Regions from separate parts of the Homo sapiens genome. Here regions 2 and 3 are each linked to region 1. A link is a contact called in ENCODE Hi-C or POLR2A ChIA-PET data. All regions are on one chromosome and are shown on one strand. Each heading gives the region's core, a stretch centred on a gene start or an enhancer-like site at or near the end of the contact. The rest is flanking DNA. Distances are from core to core; before and after follow the strand shown.

Region 1 (3,817 bases), core at 369-2,868:
TTTTGAGATAGAGTCTCACTCTGTCGCCCAGGCTGGAGTGCAGTGGAGTCATTTTGGCTCATAGCAACCTCTGCCTGTTTCTCATTACAACCAAAAACTCCGAATGAATATTTTTTAAAAACTACTCGAGAACCTTGAAAAGTAAACAATAGCAGGTAGATTGGGGACTGAAGTTGAAATCTTAATAACAACCCATTTATTGACGAGTTTCAGTTTGTTTTCGGTTTTTTGGTTCTTTTTTGTCTTTCAGCTTTGAACCATCCAGTGGGCACAGACAGTAAACCTATTTTTATCCAGAAGACCAAGGAAAATGACCCCTGCATGCCAGAAGGTATAGGACAAAGCCCAGGGCTTTATGTTGCTTTCTCTCTCACCTCCCAGCCCTGCCCCAAGGCTGGCCCTAGCCTCAGAGCAGACACCAACCATGGCAACTGGGGAACATAAAACTCAAGAGAAAGTGTCTACCAGAGGAACTGGGAAAAGGGATCGGTATTGCCTGAAAAGTGTGGACAGAATCCCCCTTTTTTCTCTCTTTTCTTAACTCTGTGCTAAAGGCTGTCCCCCTTGTAAGGAACTGCTGTATAGTGAAAAGGCTAACACTCAAAGAAACCTGTCTTTCTGATCATATGAACTGGCAAGTGGGTATGATGAGGAAAGGGGGCAGGAGAATCCTGGAGAAGAGAGAGAGGGAAAGGAGAATGACCTAATTCTGTGTACGATCCAACTTAAGTCCCAGACACAGCCCTGAGCACATATGAAGCAGACCTAGTGGCCTCATCCCTGCCCTCTTTTCCCTGTGTCTAGCACAGAGAATATGTTAGAGAAAGGTTTCGATAACCTGAAATACCGACTTTTTTGGATTCGTATAAAACTATTCGTTTCCAGTTTGGCAGGGACCAGTTTCCCCATCACACATTCTTTTCTTGAGAGAAACTGTTACCCATTTTCCTAGAACTGAGCTACGAGTCTCTTGAAGCAAAATGAAGTCTCCTGAAACAAAATGCAGTTAAGTTCAGACCCAAGATCTTTTTTGCTTGTGCAAAAAGACTTAAAGCCCCCAAAAGGAAAGCCTTTTGAAAAATGCTATAAAGCCACCTAGTACAAACCTCATTTTATCCCTAGCTGGTTGGGGGTAGGTGGGAACAGACTGTGTTTGCTTATTTACAAGCTCTCAGCTCAGGCACGGCTGCCCCACAAGGCTCTGATCCTGCCCACAAGCACATGTTCTGGTCACGATCTCCACTCAAAACTCTGACCCCCTCAGAGGGCACCTGGGCCGCCCTGGCGCGAGGGTTCAGGCACTGTGGCCCTAATGATGGTCACCTTCTCCAGGGCAGCTCCTTTTCTTCCAGGTCGCTCTCCGTCACTGAACCCTCTATCACAGTTTCATCACTGTCCCAGTCTGGGGCCTGGACGCCTTCCTCCATCTTTGCCTCACATTCAAAGTCTTTTTTACCCTCCTCTAACTCCCTCTTGCCCGCAAACAAAAAAACGCTTTGAGGGCCAGGGGAAATTGTGAATTAAAAATAAAAATAATATAATCGCAGCAGGAGCCGGGACTTGTCGCAGGGCTGCTGAGGAGGACGCAGGCGGCCGCGAGCGCGGCGGGGTAGCAGTCTGCGAGGCGGCCCGCGGGTCCCGCCGCTCGTCGCAGACAGGGGGCAGCCGCTCGCCACACGACGGAGCCCTGCGCAGCGCTCGGCCCCGCCCCCAGCTCCCGTGGCCGGAAGTGGGAGGCCGCGCGCGCGCGCGCAGGCCTACTCTGGGCGTGGCCTGCCGCTGCGTGTTTTTTTCACGGTTTCTCATTCTCGGTCGCTAGGCTTTGAGGGTGCTGGGGTTGCTGCTGCAGAGACCAGAAAGGCAGGCGTGGCGCACCCAGAACTCAGACCGAGCCTGCTTAACACCCTTGGCCGGGAGGGTGACCTGCCATGCACCTGATGCTTGTGAGCCCCAGATACGGGAAGAGCTGTCAGCTCCTGCCCGCCCCAGCAGCCCTGGCATTCTGGAGCCAGAATGCGACCTTAGACCTAAAGAGAGTTTTTGCAGCCCACCAAGTGCTTCCTTTCCCTTTAATCCCTTGACAGCCTCTCCTCAAGTGTCCTCTGAGGTAGACAAAACAGATACGTTTATCAGAAGTTTTAGCTCATCAACTAATCTCAGTGATGTATTTTGCATTTTTTTTTTCTCTCAACAACGCTTTGGTTACCTGAAATACAGATTATGCAGGAAAGGCAGGATAAATGCTTTATTTTTTCCTCTTTTATCAATTTTTATAATAATAGTAATGCCTAGCAACCTCCAAAAGTAGTCAATTGCGTTTTAATGAAGTACTAGAATTTTATATATTTGATGTGTTTCAGTCTAGTTGAACATTTTTAATTCAAACTAATTCAAAACAAAGCCAAGTGAGCTTCCACTTGCCAAGTGAGAAGAAGATTCAAGAAAAGACCAAGTTGTTTTCCCATAGCAAGTGTTTAGTATTCACCTTGGAGTCTCCAGCATCTAGCACATATAAAGTCTAAGTTTTGTCATAAATGGATGGAGCTAGAGATTTCTGACTTCCCAATTCATTGCCCTTTTCACTATATGGAGTAGCTTTGCCATTATTATCATTATTATTATTTTGTGTTTTTACTATGTATATTCAAGCCACTGCTATTTAAAATGCTTGATTGGTGATTATCTTCTAAACTTAACTTGAGGCTGGGGGTGGTGGCTCTACCTGTAACCTCAATGCATTGGAGGCCGAGGCAGGAGGATTGCTTGAGACCAGAAGTTCAAGACCAGCCTGGGCAACATGGTGAGACCCCTATCTCTGCAAAAAATTTGTTTTTAATTAGCAGGGCATGGTAGCATGGGCCTGTAGTCCCAGCTACTCAGGTTGAGGCGGGAGGATCGCTTGAGCCCAGGAGTTTGAGGTTATAATGAGCTATGATTGAGCAAACGCACTCCAGCCTGAGCAACAGAGTCATACCATGTCTCAAAAAATAAAAAAATAAACTTACTTGAATAAGTAACTTACTTAAATAAAATTCCTCGCCTCAACTCTGTAAATTAGGCAGAGCAATAATAAATATGCAAAGAACTAGACCTCTTTTTTATTTTTTTTAACAGTAGTCCATTTATACCCTCCGTGTCTAAATCAGACCTAAATTCCTATCACCTTTCCTGCTCACCCACTGTTTAATTAATTCATTAGCGCATTCTTCTGTGTTGCCCAAGCTAATCTCCAACTCCTGGGCTCAAGCTGTCCTCCCACCTCACCCTCCCAAATAGCCGGAACTACAATCTCATGCCACTATGCCCACTTCACCCATTCTTTTAATTATCCAACTCTGCTTTCACAGGAATTGGGGGATGCATACCCAGTAAATGGTGGTGAGTGGCTCCATTTGCCCCAGAGGGAAAGATGACTCCACTAGTAACAGTACTTGCTCCAAACAGCTGGTAACAAGCTAAGTGCAATAAGTCCTCACTTAATGTCTGTCGGTAGGGTCTTGGAAACTGCAACCTAAAACAAAATGACTTACAAGGAAACCAATTTTACCATTGTCTAATTGATATATATGAGAGTTAAGTTCTTACAACATATTTCTGGTCACAAAAACATTACCAAACTTGTAAATAAACACCAAAACACCTTTACTATTAAACATTGAAATAAACGTGAGCTATATATATATTTATTAAATATATATATTTAAGAAATATCTTAAATATATATCAGATATTTATTAAATATATATTTAATAATAAATATTTAATATATTTAATAAATATCTAAGATATATATTTAAGATATTTCTTAATATATTTA
Region 2 (3,817 bases), core at 883-3,382, 850 kb after region 1:
ATCCATTATTCTGCAACAGTTTAGGGGAGGTTCTCAAAAAGGTAACCGTTTGAGAACTCAGTGAATTGCCAGCACATTTTGCAGTTGGAAGCTCAAATTTTTATAAATAACATGCGGGGAATCCAGATAGGATTTATTTTTTAATTTCACAATTGTATTTCCAATGCTGGATTCATAGGCACTTCCTTGTCATAGTAGCAGCACATTAATTTTAGCCTAAATAATTATTTAAATTATTTAACTATTTAAATTATTTAACTATTTAAATAATTATTTTACTAAGAAGAATCCACGAAATGAAAATGAGCACGTTCACTAATTTTCATATTGCCTGACCATCTCATAGCACCATGGTCACAGACTGCAAAGCCTCTCACCGGAACAAGACAGACCAGCAAGGAAGTGTAGGTTCAACAGCACATGAGAATCATAACTTTTAGTGCCAGAGTGTCTGAACCAGAGAGGAGGGAAAATGAGAGGCCAAGAGTTGTCTCCATTTTCTTCTCTTCACAGTATCCTGCATAGTGGCACAAATCGAACTGGAAAGCCCAAGCTAACAACACCGCCCTGGGCGAACCGCCTGTCTCCACCGGCTCCTCTGGGCAGGAGGCTCCAGCCTGGGGGTGCCTGACAGCTCTCCTTCCCCGGCGCCTGTATTATACATGTAACATTTATATTTCTATCCACACAGCGTTCATTCAGCCATCCATTCAATCACCCAGGCATATTTACACGGATGGAACACATTCGCGGAGAGATGTGTGTGTTTGAGTTCCAATCACTGCAGCCCGTATTGGCGCGGCGCTTTGTCTCGCTTTGGGTCACCACCACAGGAGCAACGATTTCGGGGACGGCACACGCCTGTGTGACCGCTTCCCACTCCACTTGGGTTCCGTGAGCGCGCGGAGCCGGAGGAGTCAGGGACGTGAGGATGCCCTACTTCCCGCAGCATCCGGATGGCAGGGTCTGCGTCGGAAGGCCCGGGAGGGCGACGCCCTCCACTGCTGCCGCGGGGTGGGTGCGCCAGGCCTGGGTGTGGCCTCACGGGAGCGAGTTTCTCTCCAGCCGCCTGGCCCACCGCTTTGGAACAGTGAAGCTCGAGTTGGGGTCTCCTGCACGCCAAGGGGAGAAATGTTTGTTTCTGACAACACAAGCAAAATTCTCTCTCCTGCACGCCAAGGGGAGAAATGTTTGTTTCTAACAACACAAGCAAAATTCTCTCTCTCTCTCCCTCTCTCTCTCTCTTCTCTCCTCTCTCTTTCTCCCTCCTCCTCCTTTCTTTCTTTCTCTTTTTCTTTCTTTCTTTCTTTCTTCCTCCTCCTCCTCTCTCTCTCTCTATCTCTCTCTCCACCCCCCCCCCCTCATATTTGGTTGTTTCCCCTCTAAGGGGCCACTTTCAATATCTGCCTGTGAGCCCAGCTGTCTGGCCCTATGTAGCATTGGGGAGACAGTAGACTTAACCCAGCGAAGTTTTCTTCTGTTTGCTCTTGCTGTGCCCAAGTTTCCTCTGGACTTGTCTTCCAGCGTCGGGGTGGGGGCTGGGGGAAGTAGGCAACCTAGCTCTGCCTGGTTGCTCCCTGGAAGCCAAGTCGAAGTGAACAAGTCAGTCCCAGGCCCGGAAATAGAATACAAACCCTCTTTTTGTCCGGTGCTAACAGAGTCCAGCAGTCAGAACTCCCTCGCGTCTCACGCTGGACCTGACCCGGGGCGCCGCCAAGTGCGCAACGCACAGTCACAGTTGGTGACTAATTAAGGACTGCCGCCCCTCTCCTTCACCTGCTACAAACTCAGAGCCCTGACTTCTCCAGAAGTACCTACCACTTGGAGGTGGCTCTCCTTCCCCGCCCCCTGCCCCAGTCCCACACCGCAGCAGCGCCTCAGCACCGCGACTTGCCGGAGCACCGCGAGTGGCGCGCGGGTCCCGCCTCCCCCGCGCGCCGTGACTCCCTGCGCACCGCTGGTACTCTCGCCACGCCGCCGCCCGGCACTGCAGCACCAGGGGGAGGAGGCAGGCGGAGGAGAGGAGGAGGACCGCAGCGTGCAAGCCGGGAGCCACTTTCCCGCCCCTCCTCTCGCCGCTGACACGCTCAGAGGAGTCACCACTCCGCGCGCTGCAGGCGAGAGTGGCAGACGGAGGCAGCCCGGGGAAGCGAGCCGGAGCGGCGCCCGCACTGAGGCGGCTGCAGTGCTGACACCACTCAGGGCAAGGGTGTCCGACGGCTGGAGCGGTGAGTGGGGGAGGTGAAGCGGGCATCCGCGGGGAGACTTTCCCCCGCTGCTGGATTTCTCTTCCCGACTGGTGGCCGGGCGCTGCAGCCTGGGGAAGTTTTTGCAGCCTTTCGGAAGCGCAACTTTGCCCCGCCTGCCCCCGGGGAAGCGGCTGCAGGTGCCCGCTGCTTTGTAGGCGCCTTTGTTGGAGAGGGACCAGGAAAGTAGGGGTAAAATAGATGCAGTGACCCCAGGGTTCGCTAGGGTAGGTCTGGGGACTGGGTCGCACTTTATCTGGGATTCCCAGAGGAGGTGGGTGGGCAGCAGCGGGGATGCAGGGGCCGCATCTGCAGCGACCGCCACGCTCTTTTTTGCTTGTGTGGTTTGACCGGCAGGGATAGGCAGATTCAAATCTAGCAGCCTAGAGCCCCGGGCTGGGTACCTGGACCTATACCTTCATAGCTGCCTTAGGCTCAACTTTTCGGCGGGGATCCCTCTGCAGACGTGCAGGTGGCGGGAGAGCAGAGGTAGCCGCAGTAAGTGCTGAGAGAGCCTGAAAGAAACACCATGAATTTTCAAACTCTCCCACATACATTCCCGAAGCGCCTGTCTGGCGTCTAAGAGAGAGCAAGAGAGGGCTGGAGAGCAGGGGAGCCCGCGGGGCTGAGGCTCTTTGTCAGCGCCTGCACTTCCTACGTTACAACGCCTTCATTCAGCAAAAACCTTTTGGGCGCCTGCTGTGCGCCAGGCCAGGCGAAGCAGACCCGAGGCTGTGAAGCTCAGAGGGGAGAGGGACCAATCGCAGTAAATAAGCTACCGAGGTAATCTTAGATGGCGATGAGGGCAGCAAAAGCCATCAGCCGACCCTCTGACCCTTTCTCTTAGTGGGCTTTTCCCCTTCCGCCTGGGTTCTAGAACTGGGAAGACTTTTCTCCAGAGCGTCGCGGGGAGCGCCCCGGGCTGGGCCCACGGGGACTGCGGAATACGGGGATGAACTTGGCTTGGGGCAGCCAGCACCCCACGGCAGATGAACAATCGGGAGCAGATCTGTGGGCGTGCGGGGACCTTAGGCGGCGCGCGGGGGCGGGGGGAGGGGCTGAGCCACGGGGGCTAGAGGTGCCGCCTGGACGGCCTGAGCTGGGGGCGCTCGCGTCACCTTCTACGTGTGCGAGTGATGCAAATGCAGACCCGCGAGGGGCGGGCGGGGGTGGCGGGCGGGGGCAGGCGACGGAGTCTCCGTCTGGGAGCGCGCGTGTGTGCGTCAAAAGCTCTGGGTTGATGGATGCCCCGCGGCGCGCCTGGCGCGGAGAGCGGCGACCCGGCGGGGCAGAGGGGGGCGGGAGGACTGCGGCGGCGCGGGGCGGCGAGGAAAGCCCCGCACGGCCTGGGCTGGCGGGCAGGCGGCTCCGCAGTGCGCCGCAGTGCCGGGAAGGAGCCGCAGCTACCGGGCGCTCCCCGGGGGACCGAGGAGATGAGGCGTCTTTTAAGGCTCATGAGAGCCTTAAGGAGATGAGACCGGGATGCCGTGATGGTCTCCTCTCCCGCTGAACCTAATCCCTTCATACTTAGCTGACTGCTAGCGCGGTAGCTTCCGTTTAATTCTTATCCT
Region 3 (3,817 bases), core at 830-3,329, 550 kb before region 1:
CTGGAACAAAAGTCTTGAGAGCCACTATCAGACAAGGTAGGTCAGAGAACCTCTTTATGGCTGGCTCCTACAGAAAGACACGGCAAGATTAGAGTAATATTTCTAGATTTTATGACTGGCTTTGGGGGCATAGGGGCTCTAGTTTCTTCTTTTTTTTTTTTTCTTTCTGAGACAGAGTCTTACTCTGTGGCACAGGCTGGAGTGCAGTGGTGCAATCTCGGCTCACTGCAACCTCTGCCTCCCAGGTTCAAGTGATTCTTGTGCCTCAGCCACCCAAGTAGCTGGGATTACGGGCGTGTGCCAGCACATCCAGCTAATTTTTGTATTTTTAGTAGAGATGAGGTTTCACCATGTTGGCCAGGCTGGTCTCGAACTCCTGGCCTTAAGTGATCCACCTGCCTTGGCCTCCCAAAGTGCTGGGATTACAGGCGTGAGCCACCATGCCCAACAGTGGCTCTAGTTTCTGTGACCCATTTTGAAAAAGAGGAATTCTAGTTTCTATGGCTTGCTCTGGGGAAGAAAGGGGAGCAGGAGAAAGAAAGGCAGGAGAAGGTCAGAAAGATCTTCTGACTCTCTTTTCTTCAGTTCCAAGTATTCAACATGCCAAAGTGCCACACTTTGGGGTCTCATTTTCTGAGGCCCAATAATCATTACATTTCTTTTCTTTCTTTTTTTTTTTTTTTTAAGATGGAGTCTTGTTCTTGTTGCCCAGGCTGGAGTGCAGAGGTGTGATCTCAGCTCACTAAAACTTCCACCTTCCGGTTTCAAGCGATTCTCCTGCCTCAGGCTCCTGAGTAGCTGGGATTACAGGCGCCCGCCACCACGCCCAACTAATTTTTGTATTTTTAATAGAGACGGGGTTTCACTTTGGTGGCCAGGCTGGTCTCGAACTCCTGAACTTGTGATCCGCCCTCCTTCGCCTTCCAAAGTGCTGGGATTTCAGGCGTGAGCCGCCGCACCTGGCCTAATCATTACATTTCTTTGAAGTCTTTCCTTAAAGCTCTTCCACCCTCATTTTCAGAATACTTATATAGCAGATCTGTGGTTTTGGTCTGCCTAGCGTTTTCTCCTTCTGGTAAGAGAACACCTCTTCTCCCTTTGGCATCTCCAGTCCGTGTTCGTCATGTGACTTCACTGGCTCTTCCTTAGGGATGGGTTATGAAATCAAACTTGTCAGTTGGGATCCTTTATATCGGGACCCACACAGATGAGCCAAGATGTTCTCTCTCAGGATTCCTTGGGCATGCTCTGCCCCAGGGAGTTCTGATAGGAAGGCTTTATTGACCACAGCTGAAGTGCTGTTACAGAAAAGCCTAGACTTAGGAGCAAATAAACTCAGCTCTCATCTCGGTTATCTGGTGGTTGGGCTGAGAGGAGAAAGGTGCTCCTCAAGCTTGGCTTCTCCAGCTTCACCGAAGCCAGGGATCCACAGGAGAGCGCCCGTGTTGACAGCGTGAGCGGCGACCCGGTGTCGGCCTGGCGTCCCGAGCCTGTGCACTGGGCCGTTTTCTTTTTCTTTTCTTTTTTTTTTTTTTTTTTTTTGAGACGGAGTCTTGCTCTGTTACCCAGGCTGGAGTGCAGTGGTGCGATCTCGGCTCACTGCAACCTCCGCCTCCCGGGTTCAAGAGATTCTCCTGCCTCAGCCTCCCGAGTAGCTGGGACTACAGGCACCCGCCATCATGCTCGGCTAATTTTTGTATTTTTGTAGAGTCGGGGTTTCACCAATTTGGCCAGGCTGGTCTTGAACTCCTGACCTCAGGTGATCCGCCCGCCTCGGCCTCCCAAAGTGCTGGGGCTACAGGCGTGAGCCACCACGTACGGCCAGCACCGGGCATTTTTCTTACTTTAGCCATCCCGTGTTTGAGGTTGCTGTCTGGGCTCTGCTCCTACCCGAGGGCACCCCTGGAGGAAATTCTCGAGGTGACCTGGACAGGGCGGGCTGGGCGAGGACGCTCCCGGGGCCTGGAGGCGGAGTCGGGGGCGGGCGCGCGCAGTCATCTGACTCGGTGACTCACCCGCGGCCGCGCTTCCTCTGATCCGGGCCGGGCGGGAAGTCGGGTCCCGAGGCTCCGGCTCGGCAGACCGGGCGGAAAGCAGCCGAGCGGCCATGGAGCTGTGCGGGCTGGGGCTGCCCCGGCCGCCCATGCTGCTGGCGCTGCTGTTGGCGACACTGCTGGCGGCGATGTTGGCGCTGCTGACTCAGGTGGCGCTGGTGGTGCAGGTGGCGGAGGCGGCTCGGGCCCCGAGCGTCTCGGCCAAGCCGGGGCCGGCGCTGTGGCCCCTGCCGCTCTTGGTGAAGATGACCCCGAACCTGCTGCATCTCGCCCCGGAGAACTTCTACATCAGCCACAGCCCCAATTCCACGGCGGGCCCCTCCTGCACCCTGCTGGAGGAAGCGTTTCGACGGTGAGCGCTCCCGGCCCGGCCGGGAGTTGTCCTGGGGGAGGGGAGAGGCGGACCACCCCGGAGCGCTGTGCAGACCCTCACCACCCCACTGCGCAGACGAGAAACCGCCTGGGAGCTGGCAGGCGATCTGCCCAGCGCCACATGGACTGAACCCACGCTCTTGCCCCCACCCTCCTACTGCTTCTTAAGGGACACCTTGGGTGCTCAGGAACCCTGGTTTGAGAGCCGGATAGTAAGTGGAAGAGGGAGTTTGCTCTGAGGCCTTGTTGGGCAAATGGCATGGACGGAGGGGACACCGGAGCTGGGGAGGAAAGTGACAGCTCCTTATTTGAAGGACGTGCAAAGGGATAAGTTACCCGAAGGGCTTAGACAAGCTCTCTTGAGGGACCAGGAATCCCCCAAAGCTGACTGTCATTTATAGGCCAGTTTCGCCCCCTCACCTCTCCTCACATCTCCTGGTAACAGCTCAAATGGCAGAAGTCCTCAGTTTCGAGCACTGCCTAAAACTGCCCTCTCTCCTAAAATCTCTTCCATATAAAATGTGACATGTTTGCATCTGACTACGTTTCTGCGGTCAGTGGTTAGGCAGTATCCAACTTTGTTTCTCAACACCGATCATGTTGCCTGCTCTCCCTGCTTCCTCTTTTACAGACCCCTAGATAGCGCCTCTGTCTCTCTCACCCTTTGGCTGCAGACAGGGTGAGTTTTGTCATGGGAGTCAGCCAATCACACCATAGACAAGGCAGGTTCCCCTGGGGAGATGTTTGAAGACGCCACACACTGTCCCCTCAGTGTGAGACCTGTGTAGGTGGGACTGTCCTGAAGGCGTATCGTGCCCTGCAGAATTGTAATTTGGTGCTAACTGTACTGCCTCCTGGCATTCCCCAAGCCTGTCGCTGTACCCAGTGGATACTATAGAGCTTAAGTGTGCTTGCAGGACCCTGAACAGGTGGGGAGGGAATGTCAAACTAACTGAATAATGTGTTCTGACCCCAGATAGGACAGGTGCCTAGGCTCAAGCTGCAGAGGCCCAAGATGCTGATGGCAGAAATGGTTCATTCTCTACAATCAGAAGGCTCATGGTTTCCTTCTGTTTTGTACAACTAAATGGGTATTATCAGTCTCTATTTTAGACACACACACTAATGAGCCTTTGGTATCCAATCTGCTAAGGCCAGAGTGGGGTTAAGATGTAGAACCAAAGTGTTTGGTTGCATTGGGATATTCAGAAAGATTGCATGGAAAGTACATGAAGGTTGTCTCAGAAGATCATGACTAGGGTTGGAAATCTTTTTAAAAACAAACACGCTTATTATGTTTGCCTTGGAGTTCAGCTTGTAGAATTGGATTTTCCTTCTGTGTCATACTGCTAAGTAAAACAAGGACTTGGTAATATGCTGAACTGACTGTG

Evidence for each region. A loop is a pair of places that touch in the nucleus more often than their neighbours do. ChIA-PET counts read pairs that join two places held with the same protein, here RNA polymerase II (POLR2A). Pooled maps may share reads with other maps.
Region 2: a loop to region 1 is called in a map with no recorded cell type, with 4 times the contacts of the local background. The contact joins the promoter of SV2C-AS1 here to the promoter of ANKRD31 in region 1. A Hi-C loop is called at or near these places in 1 of 37 single-sample maps with no recorded cell type and 8 of 50 pooled maps. POLR2A ChIA-PET finds 5 or more read pairs at or near these places in 1 of 52 experiments (OCI-LY7).
Region 3: a map of dorsolateral prefrontal cortex shows a loop between it and region 1 (4-fold over the local background). The contact joins the promoter of HEXB here to the promoter of ANKRD31 in region 1. A Hi-C loop is called at or near these places in 5 of 168 maps with a recorded cell type or tissue (CD4-positive, alpha-beta T cell, K562, dorsolateral prefrontal cortex and 1 more), 2 of 37 single-sample maps with no recorded cell type and 23 of 50 pooled maps. POLR2A ChIA-PET finds 5 or more read pairs at or near these places in 2 of 52 experiments (RWPE1 and activated CD8-positive, alpha-beta memory T cell).

What each region holds. Positions count from the first base shown.
Region 1 is chr5:75,235,260-75,239,076 of GRCh38, forward strand. ANKRD31 (ankyrin repeat domain 31) reads right to left here and starts at 1,619. Exons shown (of 26, transcript NM_001372053.1): 1 at 1,324-1,619. The coding sequence starts at 1,427. LOC124901006 (a long non-coding RNA gene) reads left to right here and starts at 1,779. Exons shown (of 2, transcript XR_007058823.1): 1 at 1,779-2,107. RefSeq lists an enhancer at 1,340-1,509 and a silencer at 1,560-1,859.
Region 2 is chr5:76,081,285-76,085,101 of GRCh38, forward strand. SV2C-AS1 (SV2C antisense RNA 1) reads right to left here and starts at 2,133. Exons shown (of 2, transcript NR_183290.1): 1 at 1,635-2,133; 2 at 122-1,112. It overlaps SV2C (synaptic vesicle glycoprotein 2C), which reads left to right and starts at 2,099. Exons shown (of 13, transcript NM_014979.4): 1 at 2,099-2,228. RefSeq lists an enhancer at 910-1,463.
Region 3 is chr5:74,683,154-74,686,970 of GRCh38, forward strand. HEXB (hexosaminidase subunit beta) reads left to right here and starts at 2,080. Exons shown (of 14, transcript NM_000521.4): 1 at 2,080-2,406. The coding sequence starts at 2,108. RefSeq lists a silencer at 1,768-2,107 and enhancers at 1,792-2,292, 2,798-2,847, 2,908-2,957, 2,968-3,057.